Regions from separate parts of the Homo sapiens genome. Here region 2 is linked to region 1. A link is a contact called in ENCODE Hi-C or POLR2A ChIA-PET data. All regions are on one chromosome and are shown on one strand. The core of a region is the stretch at or near the end of the contact, and the rest is flanking DNA. Distances in the headings are between cores, read along the strand shown.

Evidence for each region. A loop is a pair of places that touch in the nucleus more often than their neighbours do. ChIA-PET counts read pairs that join two places held with the same protein, here RNA polymerase II (POLR2A). Pooled maps may share reads with other maps.
Region 2: a loop to region 1 is called in a pooled map, with 6 times the contacts of the local background. The contact joins two enhancer-like sites. A Hi-C loop is called at or near these places in 7 of 50 pooled maps. POLR2A ChIA-PET finds 5 or more read pairs at or near these places in 3 of 52 experiments (HEK293T, PC-3 and PC-9).

Annotation. Positions count from the first base shown.
Region 1 is chr7:139,992,536-139,999,052 of GRCh38, reverse strand. All of the region lies in intron 9 of TBXAS1 (thromboxane A synthase 1), which reads right to left. Among named protein-coding and RNA genes, the nearest start is that of PARP12, 67 kb to the left of the region's middle. RefSeq lists a silencer at 777-977. Within about 2 kb of position 3,337, at least 3 of the 41 ENCODE cell types and tissues checked have a DNase peak (open chromatin) inside an H3K27ac peak, as active enhancers do.
Region 2 is chr7:139,677,988-139,684,504 of GRCh38, reverse strand. All of the region lies in intron 2 of HIPK2 (homeodomain interacting protein kinase 2), which reads left to right. Among named protein-coding and RNA genes, the nearest start is that of HIPK2, 97 kb to the left of the region's middle. RefSeq lists enhancers at 1,662-1,831, 2,808-4,007. Within about 2 kb of position 3,569, at least 26 of the 41 ENCODE cell types and tissues checked have a DNase peak (open chromatin) inside an H3K27ac peak, as active enhancers do.

The DNA.
Region 1 (6,517 bases), core at 2,088-4,587:
CCTGGCCAATGCCCAGAAAGTTCTCTGTGCTAGCTTCAATAATTTGGCAGATTTAGATGTTGAAATTCATCCATACTCGAGAAAAAGTAATTAAGAGAGTGTACATGGCATCTATTTATACCTGCTTTAGAAGGGGACAGAACCCGTCTCATAAAAACACAGAGATTTTTCCAGGTGTTTTTGTACTCTGAGGCCCAGGCCATTAAGGGATTAGGTGCAGAGATGTAATGAAAAAACATAAACCAGGCTGCGTGCGCACACAAACACACAACCCACGGGGCATCAGTCTTCTCCATGATGGCTCTGGGCTGAGCTTCACTGACAGTGCTGACCTGCTGCAGAAATTGCTGTCTGCAGAGATCTAGAATAATAATAGTGTTTTGCCTTGTGAAACACTTTATTGCTCACCAATGGATTTTTACATCCATTATACCATTTGGTCTTCACAACCACACTGTGAGGTAGGTAGAGCAGCTTTTATTGTCTATTTTATAGATGAAAAAAAACCAGATATTTGGAGAGGTGAAGTGACTTGTCCCAGGTCGCACGGCCAGTTAATGGTAGAGTTGGAACTGAATCCAGGTCTTCAAATTCCAAGCCTTTTCCATTACCTGGGCCTACCTGGTCTTACCTTCCCTCCCTCCAGCCTTCCCTCCCTTCCTTTCCTCTTGTACATTTTATGGAAGAATAACACGCATATGGAAAAATATGACACAAACACAAACTTAGAGCTCAATGAATTTTCACACTGTAAGCATTCCTGTGTAACCAGCACTTAGACCAAGACAGAACCTTCCAGCACTTGGAAGCACACCCGTGGCCTCTCCCGGTCACATGCCCCTCAGTAGTAACCACTGTCTTGACTTCTAACACGAGAGATTACTTTTGCCTCTTTGTCTTGAACTTCCTATAAATGAAATATTTCCATGCAGGCTTTTCGGTCTGCCTTCTTTTGCTCAGTTTCATGTCTGTGACAGTCACCCATGTTGTGTGTTGTGGTGTGTTCATCCTCATGATTTGGTGCTCCATTGGGTGAGCTGCCCCGATTTATCCATCCTTTTCCTTGTCAATGGACATTTGAGTTGTTCCCAGGTTGGGGGCCATTATGAATAAAGCCTTATGAACATTCTTGTTTATGGCTTTTGGTGAACAGAGTACAGGTTTCTGTTGGGTGTACATCTGGGCATGGCACTGCCGGGTCATGAGGGATGTGTATGTTCAGCTTTAGTAGATATTGCAAACAGTTTGACAGACAGGTTGTTCACACTGCCTAAAATTTTAACAGTGAATCAGTTGAAAAGCAGCCTGTTGACATCCTAGTTTCTTCTATTTACTCTAACTGCAGGCTCCTCCCCAGTTTCTTCTCCCTTCCTTGCTAATATTCTGAAATGTAACCACTATCTCTATTCCAGGAAAGGACTGAGAGAAAGAAATAGGGCATTGTTTTGGGAGCTGAGTTATTTATTCATATAGTGTGTGTGTATAGTGGGGGGAGGGGGAAATAGGAACAAATAAAACACATCTAATTACCTAATTTTTAAAAATTGCCCCAATTATCAGACACAAGCACTCAGCACTCATAAGCAAAAACGCATTCCAACATCAACTAGATTCGAGTCTTTGAATTATCTGCTGTTTGGTAATATTTAGGATTCTGTTTTTTCCATTAGTATGGAACATTCACAGCTGACTGTATATGATGTTGAAAGAAATAAGCCCCTAAGTAAGTGATAGTTAAATCACCTAGCCCACTTTCTCTGCACTGGGAAGTGAGTGGACCACATTTAATTTGCAGAGAAAATGCTTTTGTTCACTCACCCCACAGATCCTGGTTCCCTCTATTTACTCCGATTAGCAGAGTGTGTGGGGTGAGGGGCAGGGAAAGAGAGGGGATAAGATACGGTTCTGTGCCATATAGAACTTACTCTGTATTTGGGAAACCATTTATTTGTTCATTCACAGATTTATTTTTATGGTAATAGGGAGCCACTGAAGGTTTTTGATGAGTCAAGATAACATACTGAAAATGGCTTTGTGTGATCTGACAACGACATGTAGGATGGCTGAGGTAGAAAGAGTTGGGAAATAGGTCAATAAGACAGGAGGTTCTTGCAATAGTCCAGGCAAAAGTGAGGTGCTCCAATCACAAGGCCAGTAGTCAGAATGGGAAAAGGGGCTGAAAGAGAGAAGCCTTATCAGCAGTGGCTGTCTATCTTGGCTGTTCCCTATTGATGCTGGGGCCCATCCCAAAACATTTCCACTTAATCGGTCTGGATTGGGGTGCAGGAATTGGTATTGTTTTAGAAGTCCCCCAAGGGATTATCACATGCAGCCTGGATTTCAGAATCACTGTCATAAAGGAAGCTCTACCAGGGGAGGTGAGGGTGTTGGGATTTAACGGGTCAGGGAATGAAGAGAGATGAAAGGGATTCCCTGGTTTCATTCCTAAGTGGCTGAGAGAAACACAGAAAGAGGACCACATGGGTGGGGCAGCATCTTCCAGGGGAAGGAGATCAGCTTTTGCAGGATTTTGCTGGAGGCCCCCTCCACCACCCCACCTGGGTGAGACCGTGAGCAGCTTGGCGTAGAAGTGGGGAGATGGTATCGCACAGACGGGGATGAGTCCTCTGGGATAGGGGTAAGAAAAACAAGCACAGAGCCAAGCATTGAACCTTAATGCTTCCCAGGGGAAGGTGGCAGGGCAACTGGAAAGTAAGGGACCCTGGAAAACATCTCAGATCTCCTGGACAGTGCCTGGGAGATTCAAGACTAAGAGAGACCATTGATGGCTGGCACGGTGGCTCACGCCTGTAATCCCAGCACTTTGGGAGGCTGAGGTGGCAGGATTGCTTGAGGCCAGGAGATCGAGACCAGCCTGGACAACATAGTGAAACCCCATCTCTAAAAAAAAAAAAAAAATGCCAGACATGGTGGTGTGCACCTGTAATCCCAGCTACTCGGGAGGCCGAGGTGGAAGGATCACTTGAACCTAGGAGTTTGAGGCAGAGTGGACTATGATTGCCAGTAATAATAATGATAATAATGAAGAAGAAGACGCGCCATTATATTTGTCAACTGTGGCAGGGACAAGGCCAAAACCAAGTCAGTGGGGTCGCAGGATGAGTAGTTAGAGAGGGGATGAATGAGAGGGAGCGAGGGGAGACTGGCAGACTGCTTCTACCAGGCACACTGAAAGAATTTGGGAGAACAGAACAAACTGAAGGGAGGCAGGAGCGCATCATCACCCATCTGCAGGGTGAGCCCATGGCCAAGGAAAAGGCAGTGCTGTGCCATGCAGTTGTGGGGGTGGAGCCAGGCCCCATGGCATCAGTCCCAGAAAGAAAGATTCTGACTCCACGTGGGGCAGGATTTTCAAAGGACTACAACTTCACAATGCAATAGGCAAGCCCAGGTCCACCGGGGCTTTTCACACGAGGTTATGGAGCATCTGAAAAGGTCGCTGTGGGATATTCATAGGTCCCTCATCAACAGGAGAGCCACACGAGAGACCCCAAGGTGCCCTCCACCTCTGGACCGGTCTGATGCAGCATGGCCACGCCCCCACCCACCCAGGGACAGCCTCATGACCTTAGCAGATCCTGGTCACTCTGCCAGGCCAAATAAACGTGACGGGAAGGCGGAGAGCCATCAACTTGCCCTCCGCACACCCCTCCTGCATTTCCCATCCCTCATCTTCGTGTGCATCTTGTTGATGATTTGCTGTAGGAGTCAGAGAGCAGGTCACTAGCTGTTTGGGGAAATGGTAAACAAAGATAAGAGCTTTAAGCACTGGAATTTATTTTTTATCCACTGGCCTAAAAGCAACTGCATGTTAAATTTAGAAAGCTGGTGCCAGACCCCTCCCCGCCCCTCCTGCTTCCTGCTCCTCTTACCGCCCATGCTCAAAGCATGGTCTCAGCTGACTATAGAATACGAGATGTGTTTGTAAAGCCCAGGAGTCTTCAGAGGCTGCCTGCCTGGATGTTTATAAAAATGTCTCATCTGAGGGCCTGGGAGAAAGGGGCCGTTTCCTGCGCTCCCCAGCTCTGCTCACCATTCTAGCAGCAGCCATCTCTGCCCAAATATTTACCCAAACGTCCTCCCTGGTCAGGGCCCTGGGTGCATCAGTCCCCCACTGTCGTCAGGTGGGATGCCCGCAAGGGAGGGGGCAGCATTTTCAGCAGACCACCGATGGATTTATTAATAAGGCCTCCCTCACGCCTGGGAATCTATTATTGAACAGCTCTCTTTTCTCCGTGGGTTAAATCCCTTTGCTACCAACTCTAAGAACCTGCAGAAATCCTTCTATTGACCTGGAATTCTGTTGTATTGAATATTGTCTGAAATAAATGAGCCATTGTCTGGGCTCAGAATTTTCTGGGTAGAAAGAGATCTCCACTGTGATGTAATTTATTGCAGCAGGAGTTTTTTTTTTCTTTTTTTCCAGCTCATCCTGAATTCCCTATTGCCCACTCGGTCCATTTTCACAGTCCAGGATATAAGTGGGGAGGGCTAGGCCCAAGCTTAAAAAAAAAGCCTCCTTTGCCCAAGGATGATGTCCAGAGGCCTAAATGGTGACTGGTACCAGATTTTAAGGGCTACTGAGTAACTGAGGTCCATTTGTGTGGCCAGCTTAGAAGAAAAGAGATCAGACCAACACTCTCAGCTGGCATTGGGAGACCAGTCATAGGACAGTAAAAAGGGAAGAGCAGCTGGGCACAATGGCTCACGCCTGTAATCCCAGCACTTTGGGAGGCCAAGGCAGGCAGATCACTTGAGGTCAGGAGTTTGAGACCAGCCTGGCCAACATGGCGAAACCCCATCTCTACTAAAAATACAAAAAATTAGCCAAGTGTGGTGGCAGGTGCCTGTAATCCCAGCTACGCGGGAGGCTGAGGCAGGAGAACCACCTGAACCTGGGAGGCAGAGGTTGCAGTGAGCCCAGATCACGCCATTGCACTCCAGCCTGGGCAACAAGAGCAAAACTTCATCTCAAAAAAAATCAGCTGGGCATGGTTGTGCACACCTGTAATCCCAGCTACTTGGGAGGCTGGGGCAGGAGAATCACTTGAACCTGGGAGGCAAAGGCTGCAGTAAGCCACTGCCCTCCAGCCTGGGTGGCAGAGTGAGACTGTGTCTCAAAAAAAAAAAAAAAAAAAAGAAAGAAAGAAAAAGAAAAAGCAAAGCAAAGCAAACAAAGAGCAGTTCAACCCTCCCATTGGATGGATGAGGAACCACAGCCCAGAGAGGTGAAGTGACTTGCCTAAGCTGCACAGCAAAGGAGGGGGCAGAGGCAGCGTTAGACCTCAGGCCTTGGGATGCGGGTCCAGAGCTGTGCTCACTGCTACATTGCATTGGAGACAGAAGGGTTTAACCACAAAATCCAGGAGGAGAAACTAGGCATCCCATAGCTAGATGGGATTTTTAGTGTTCAATTGATAAGAAATTGTGGAGCATGCTTCTCGGGTCACACTGTGAGAATCTCAAGAAAGACAAGGCCTTGTGGAGAAGTGCGTCCATTCTAGGCCCAGGCAGCAGGGCCGCAGGGTCAGCAGGAGATGAACTTGAGCAGTAAGCTTTGGCATTTCTTAATACCCTGTATTCACTGATGGATACCTTGATTTCTCCGGCCTCAGGGACTTCGCTTACAATTGGGCAGTGTAGGCTTGCCCAATACAATTAGAATTTTTGATACATTGTGCAATGGACTGAATGTGTGAGTCCGGCCTCCCCAGGTTTATGTGTTGAAACCCTATTCCCCAACATGATCATATACTTGGAGACGGGGCCTCTGGAAGGTTATTAGGGTTAGATGAGGTCATGAGGGTAAGTGGGGACCTCGTGATGATATGACTTCCCATTTATGTATTTATTGAGACCGAGTCTCACTCTCTCCCAGGCTGGATCGGCTCACTGCAACCTCTGCCTCCCGGGTTCAAGCAATTCTCTTGCCTCAGCCTCCCAAGTAGCTGGGACTACAGGTGTGCGCTACCATGCCCAGCTAATGGTTTTTGTTGTTGTTTGTTTTTAATTTTTTTATTTTTAGTAGAGACGGGGTTTTTCCGTGTTAACCAGGCTGGTCTCAAACTCCTGATCTCAGGTAATCCACCCACCTCGGCCTCCCAAAGTGCTGGTATTATAGGCGTGAGCCACTGCACCAGGCCTAATTCCCTTTTTAAAAAGAGGAAGAGACACAAGATCCAGTCTTTCTGTTTCCTTTTAACTCTGAGAGGGAGATGCCTTCAGCGACTTCTCTACCTTACATGGCTTCTCGTGAAACTACCAGGTTTGTGCAGAGCTAATCACTCCCCATGCCAAGAACCGAGCTGAGTGCTTCTGAGGGCAGCTCCCTTTGCAGGGAGGAAACGAAGGCCCCCAGGGCTTGGGGAGCTTGCAGAGGCCACAGGCAGATGGTGGGAGAGCTGGGATGGAAACCAGGCCTCTCTCCAGGGCCGCCTCCTCCACCTGATGCTATTTCAGCCCTTTGCCTTCTTCTGCAGCTGATGGCTTTTAGTGA
Region 2 (6,517 bases), core at 2,320-4,819, 310 kb after region 1:
CCTCAAGCAGTCCTCCCGCCTTAGCCTCCCAAAGTGCTGGGATTACAGGCATGAGCCACCACAACCAGCCCTGTGTCAGCTTTTGACATACCTTCCTCACTAAGCTCAATCATTACTAGCTTTTGATTTAAAATGAGAGACATGCAACTCTTTCTTTCGCTTGAACACTTAGAAGTCATTGTAGGATTATTAATTGGCCTAATTTCCATATTATTGTATCTCAGAGAAGAGAGAGGCCCGAGAAGAAGGAGAGAGATGGGGGAACAGCTCATAGATGGAATACACACCACATGTTTGATTAAGTTTGCCATCTTATATGGGTGCAATTCATGGCACACAAGTACCATTACAATAGTAACATCAAAGATCATTAATCACAGGTCACCATAACAGATATCACAATGATGAAAAAGTTTGAAATATTGTGAGAATTACCAAAATGTGGCACAGAGACATGAAGTGAGCACATGCTTTTGGAAAAATGGTACTGATAGACCGGCTCGATGCACGGTTGCCACAAACCTTCAATTTGTGTAAAAAAAAAAAATCATGGTATCTGCAAAGCTCAGTCAAGCTAGGGGCAATATAATGAGGTATGTCTCTCTATATATATGCCCCTCCCCAAATTCCAAGCCCATTCAGTGTTTAAAACTATTTTCTAAAGTATTTGTAGCCCTTCAAAACCACAGGAGAGTGAGTAAGACCTAACTGTTGGTGTAATACAGAATAATGAATCTATCTATTTTACTCTGGAAAGGACATAGCCAACCCTCATGAAGCTGTATGACATGCCATTGCCTGCCAATGGTATGAATGCCATTGCCAGGGTATGACAGTGGCAGCCAACCTCCAGGAAGGCCCCTAATGACCCTCACCTCCTGGTATTCACCAGGATTGGTCTGTGTGACCCAGAGAATCTGGCAGAAATGACGGTGTTTCACTTCCAAGATTAGATTCTGAGAGGTTCTGCAGCTTCTGTCTTGGTATGCGTGTGTCTCTCTCTCTGGTATTTCTCGCTTTGGCTCCCGTGTTGTGAGCAGTCCTGTGGAGGCCCCCGTAGGGAGGAGCTGAGGCTCACAGACCGCAGCTGCCTTGGGGAGCTTGGAAACATCTTGATCGCAGCCTCATGAGGGACCCTGCACCAGACCCGGCTAGGCCGCTGCTGAAGCACTGGCCTAGAGCAACCATGAAGTAATGGTTATTTTAAGGCACTAAGTTTTGCGGTACCTTGTTACACATTAACAGGCAGCTAATGCAGTCTCTGTTCGCATTTTTATCCTCGTGTGTGGCACGCGTGTTATATAGTTAAGCATGAAGCAGGTCACGTCCAGGCTCCGAGGTGAGAGCCAGGCCCTTCCAGGTAATGCTAAATATTGTACAAACAGCAAGGTTTTGTTCATCAACCCAGGAGTGACCTTACTGAGTGGCGTGTTGGTGGTAAAAATGCCTTATATTTAAGAGAGAACACACATTCTCCTTTCTCTCCCACCAGAAAGTCTGGTTCTTGCTGCTCTGTCATTTCCCAGAAAGGACCAGCCTCTCTTGCTCCACCCCACTTCCTGTCTGTGGCCCTGTGATGCCAGGGGGCCCTCCACTGTCCTACAGAGGAGGGGACAAGGGGCAAGAGGGGCCAGAAGCATCTCTGGAATGCACACAGCTCATGAGCAGCTAGGCTTGCTCCAGCAGTCACATGTCCTGACTGGAGTCTTCCAGCGCCTTCTGTCCCCTCTGTTAGAAGAAAGGGGAACGCGGGTCCTTAACACAGTGCTTTTGGGAGATTGCCATTGACTCAGAGTCTGAGATTTACCATTAGGCGCATTTGAAACAATAAACATGCATGGAGCACTTACTGTGTGGCAGGACATGGTGCAGGGTGCTGTGGGGAGGAGATGAGTAAAACAGTGTTCCTGCTCTTGAGGAGCAGTCAAGCACAGTCATTACGGCCCCACCCACCACAGGGACCCAGAGGAGGGCACAGGCACGCAGCGGGAGGGATGAGGGAAAGCTTCCCGTAAGAGGTGGTGTCCACACTGCACCTGAAGAAGGTGGAACTGACATCTCTGTCCTAGGTGCCTCAACAGAGCCCTTCATTCCAACCCCTCATTGCACATGTATAGTTACAGGTCTGGCTACCCCTGCTCATGGATGAGTTTCTTGAGGCTAGAGATGGGTTTTACCCAGTGTTCCTGGTGCCAAGCCCAGGTCTTGACTCACTATGGGCTCTCAGTGGATGTTTGATGAGTGAGTGAGTGAGGGCATGTGGTGGATGATGAGGCTGGAGAGGTAACAGGACTGAATCATAAGGACCTTGCCTGTCGTGAATATTGAACAGCTTGGCAATAGAGGGGGTTTTCCTTCTGAGGAGTGGAAGCAACGTGGTCTATGGTATGTGCCAAGTGAGGGCAGAAGCTGGGGCAGTAGCCACATTGGCATCTCACCATGAGTCCTCTACATGGCCCAGGGTCTGTACCAGCATGACATAAGCCGTGCACGAGTAACAGGAGTGTCAGCCAGATCCGAGGGCTCCACTGTGATGCCTGCCCTGGAAAAGATAGAGCCCACTCAGGCCAGGCCATGGTGGTTTGAGCACCTCCAGCACCAGGGGAGATGCTGTCCTAGAACCAGGGCCCCCAGTCAGTGGACAAAGAAATGTAGGAAGATTCCAGCTCAGAGAACATCAGACCTTCTGCTCCCTGGAGCAGTGGTGGCTGCATGGACCCAGGGCTTGGTGCATGGAAAGTCCAGGCTCCGCACGCTGTGACTCTCCTTAAAGTGAGAATATTTTTCCCAGGAGTGCAAGGGCCTTTCATGTGAGGAGTTTTAAATGTGCTCTCTGGTGGTAGCCACAGCATCCTTAATTTTCTTGTACAGCAAAAGTCAATTTGGAATTGCAGGAAAGGAGGCTTTGTTCTCAGGTGATGTTGAGCAGCCTCTTTTGTGGTCACCTCTTGACACCCACACTGAGCGGGAGGAGGCGAGGGGAGTGCAGCACTGGCGCTGATTATAGAAAACAGCAGGGGTTCCGGAAGAAGCCTTTGGCTTTGGAATTGGGTTTGTGCTTCCATTTAAATGTGGAGGTGCCAGGTGTTCTGATAATTTCACTGCAAAATTTTGAAATCCGCTAATAAAGACCATTTAGAAGGACCTGAGAAGTGGGCTGTGTCCTCCCTCCTCTCCCACCCACCTCTCTCCTGCCACCAGCTCTGACCTGGGATGGACGGCAGCATGCTTCTGTTATCAAAACAGGCCAAAAAGAATGAAAAGCTAAAAGCAGGGAAAACTTCACAAGTTTAGATAAAGTTTTCAAGTGATTAAGTGCTGTGGCAGTGAAAACATTGACCCAATTGCAACTTGTAGGCTCCATCAGAGAGCTGTGGTTGACGGGCTCTCCTGTACATTTATATCAGGAGAGATGTGTTACCGGCTCCCTCAGAGTGTAAAGTGTACCCAAAATAGAGCTTGAAGAGTGGCTTTATCATGGAGTGACTCAGCGCCAGCTAAGAGGAAAGATGAATATAGCGTGACGATGTTCTCCACAGGAAACCCATGGCACGAAAACCAGGGGCGGGGAGGGTGCTTGTAGCACAGTGGCCCTGTGGCTGCCTCACTGGGCCCATGGCTGAGTAATGGGCTGACTGATGGCAGCCCTGTGGAAGCTGGCCTCAGACAACACAGGAAGCCCGCTCAGATTGTCTCTCAGAGCCTGTTCCCAAATGGGAAGCCACCAGCAAAAAAATCCCAGTGGGCTGTGCTCTTCATGTCCTGGTTGGGAAATTCAGGAAGCACACGTGAACACACACATGCCACAGACATGAAAAAGGTTCTGTCTTCTGAAGGCTGTTGGCCGATCTTAACATGAATTTTAAAAAATGATTTGCTACATTTGAGGCATTTCTTCAAGCCAGTTTTGGACACAATCCCTGGTTACTTTGTTCCTGGGGACATTCAGTACCCATGTCTGCCAAGCCCTGTAGTTTTGAAAACATCCCTGGCCCTCACAAAAGCCCTCATAAAACAGCATCCCCTCAAAACCCAAGGCACCTGGTAAGGAAAGAATTAAAGCCAGTGACGTGAATTTAATGTTCGATCCCAAAACCAGAGTTGACTTGGCTTGTCTGGGTTGTTCACCCAGGGGAGGGCTCTCCTCCACAAGGCCCAAGCCCTACTGGGGCTGCTTGGGCACCAGCCACGCTGTGGGGAGGGTGTTAATCGTGACTGAATCGTGATTCCATGTGGGAAACAGTCCTGCAGTCGGGGGACAGGAGGAGCCAGGCTGGAATCCAACACAAACAGTCCAGGGGCAGAGGGAACATTCCCGGGTACCTGTGTCCCTGAGTGACTTGAAAATGCTGAACTTATGCTGAATTCTGTTTAATGATTATTTGCGGGAGGGGAACAGGCATTCTTAAGAGATCGGTTTACCTTAGGAAATCCTGTACTCCCCCTGCTTTCCGGCCTTCCGGCCTCCTTGTATCCTGCACACGCTATTCCTTTGCATACATTTGCAGCGAACTTTGCTCCCCAGGGTATCTGGCTTTTGGGATAAAGACTAATGTCCATGTCAAAATGATTCTTGATAAAAGCATCCTAGATGTTAAATATTTATTTTAAGCTAAATGTTCTACTTCTGAGAGGTTAAAAAACAAATGCCTTTTCATGCAGAGCCTTTTGCCAGTCAATGTTTGAGTTTCTTTAGGCTTTTTTATTTGGCTCTGCAGCAGCTAGCTAACCAACTGCATTCCTGAGATGAGCTGACAAGGAGGCAGAAATGAAGAAATAAACAAAAAGCCATGTTAATTTCAAGCTTCAGTAGGAATACAAAGAGAAATATTAACATTTGCTGAATGACAAATAATGAAATGGCTGGAAAATTTTAATGCTTCTAGCATGCTTTTATAAGCTCTCCTGGAATTTTCCCCCCATCAGGTATTGCACATTTATAACCAGCAGTGCACCATGTAAAGGCAGTTCGATAGGTTGTTTAATTTAAAGATTGGTATTTCTGAGCATATAGTGTTCCTAATGCAATTCCTAACCCCATTTACACTTCTCTGTCTACCCGAAGTACCCACATCTTCTTAGCATAATCTTTATAATTGTTTGTTGCTATGGTTTTAATGGGTCCCCTTCAAAATTCAGGTGTTGCCAATGTGAGAGTATTAAAAGATAGGGCCTTTAAGAGGTGATTAGGCCGTGAAGGCTTCTCCCTGGTGAATGGGTTTAAGGCCCTTTAGAAAAGAGGCTTCATCATTCCCTTTGAAAACTGGCACAAGACAAGGATGCCCTCTCTCACCACGCCTATTCAACATAGTATTGGAAGTTCTGGCCAGGGCAATCCGGCAAGAGAAAGAAATAAAACGTATTCAAGTAGGAAGAGAGGAAATCAAATCGTCTCTCTTTGCAGATGACATGATTGTGTGTTTAAAAAACCCCATCGTCTCAGCCCAAAATCTCCTTAAGCTGATAAGCAACTTCAGCAAAGTCTCAGGATACAAAATCAATGTGCAGAAATCACAAGCATTCTTATACACCAATAATAGACAAACAGAGAGCCAAATCATGAGTGAACTCCCAGTCACAATTGCTATAAAGAGAATAAAATACCTAGGAATCCAACTTACAAGGGATGTGAAGGACCTCTTCAAGGAGAACTACAAACCACTGCTCAATGAAATAGAAGAGGATACAAACAAATGGAAGAACATTCCATGCTCATGGATAGGAAGAATAAATATTGTAAAAATGGCCATACTGCCCAAAGTAATTTATAGATTCAGTGCTATCCCCATCAAGCTACCACTGACTTTCTTCACAGAATTAAATTTCATATGGAACCAAAAAAGAGCCTGTATAGCCAAGACAATCCTAAGCAAAAAGAACAAAGCTAGCGGCATCATGCTACCTGACTTCAAACTATACTACAAGGCTACAGTAACCAAAACAGCATGGTACTGGTACCAAAACAGTTATATAGACCAATGGAACAAAACAGAGGCCTCAGAAATAATGCCACACATCTGCAACCATCTGATCTCCGACAGACCTGTCAAAAACTAGCAGTGGGGAAGGATTCCCTATTTAATAAATGATGTTGGGAAAACTGGCTAGCCATATGCAGAAAACTGAAACTGGACCCCTTCCTTATACCTTATACAAAAATATAAAAACCCTAGAAGAAAACCTAGGCAATACCATTCAGGACATAGGCATGGCAAAGACTTCATGACTAAAACACCAAAAGCAATGGCAACAAAAGCCAAAATTGACAAATGGGATCTAATTAAACTAAAGAGCTTCTGCACAGCAAAAGAAACTATCATCACAGTGAGCAGGCAACCTACAGAATGGGAGAAAAATTTTGCAATCTATCCATCTGACAAAGGGCTAATATCCAGAATCTACAAAGAACTTAAACAAATTTACAAGAAAAAAACAAACAACCCCATCAAAAAGTGGCCGAAGGATATGAACAGACACTTCTCGAAAGAAGACATCTATGCAGCCAACAAACATATGA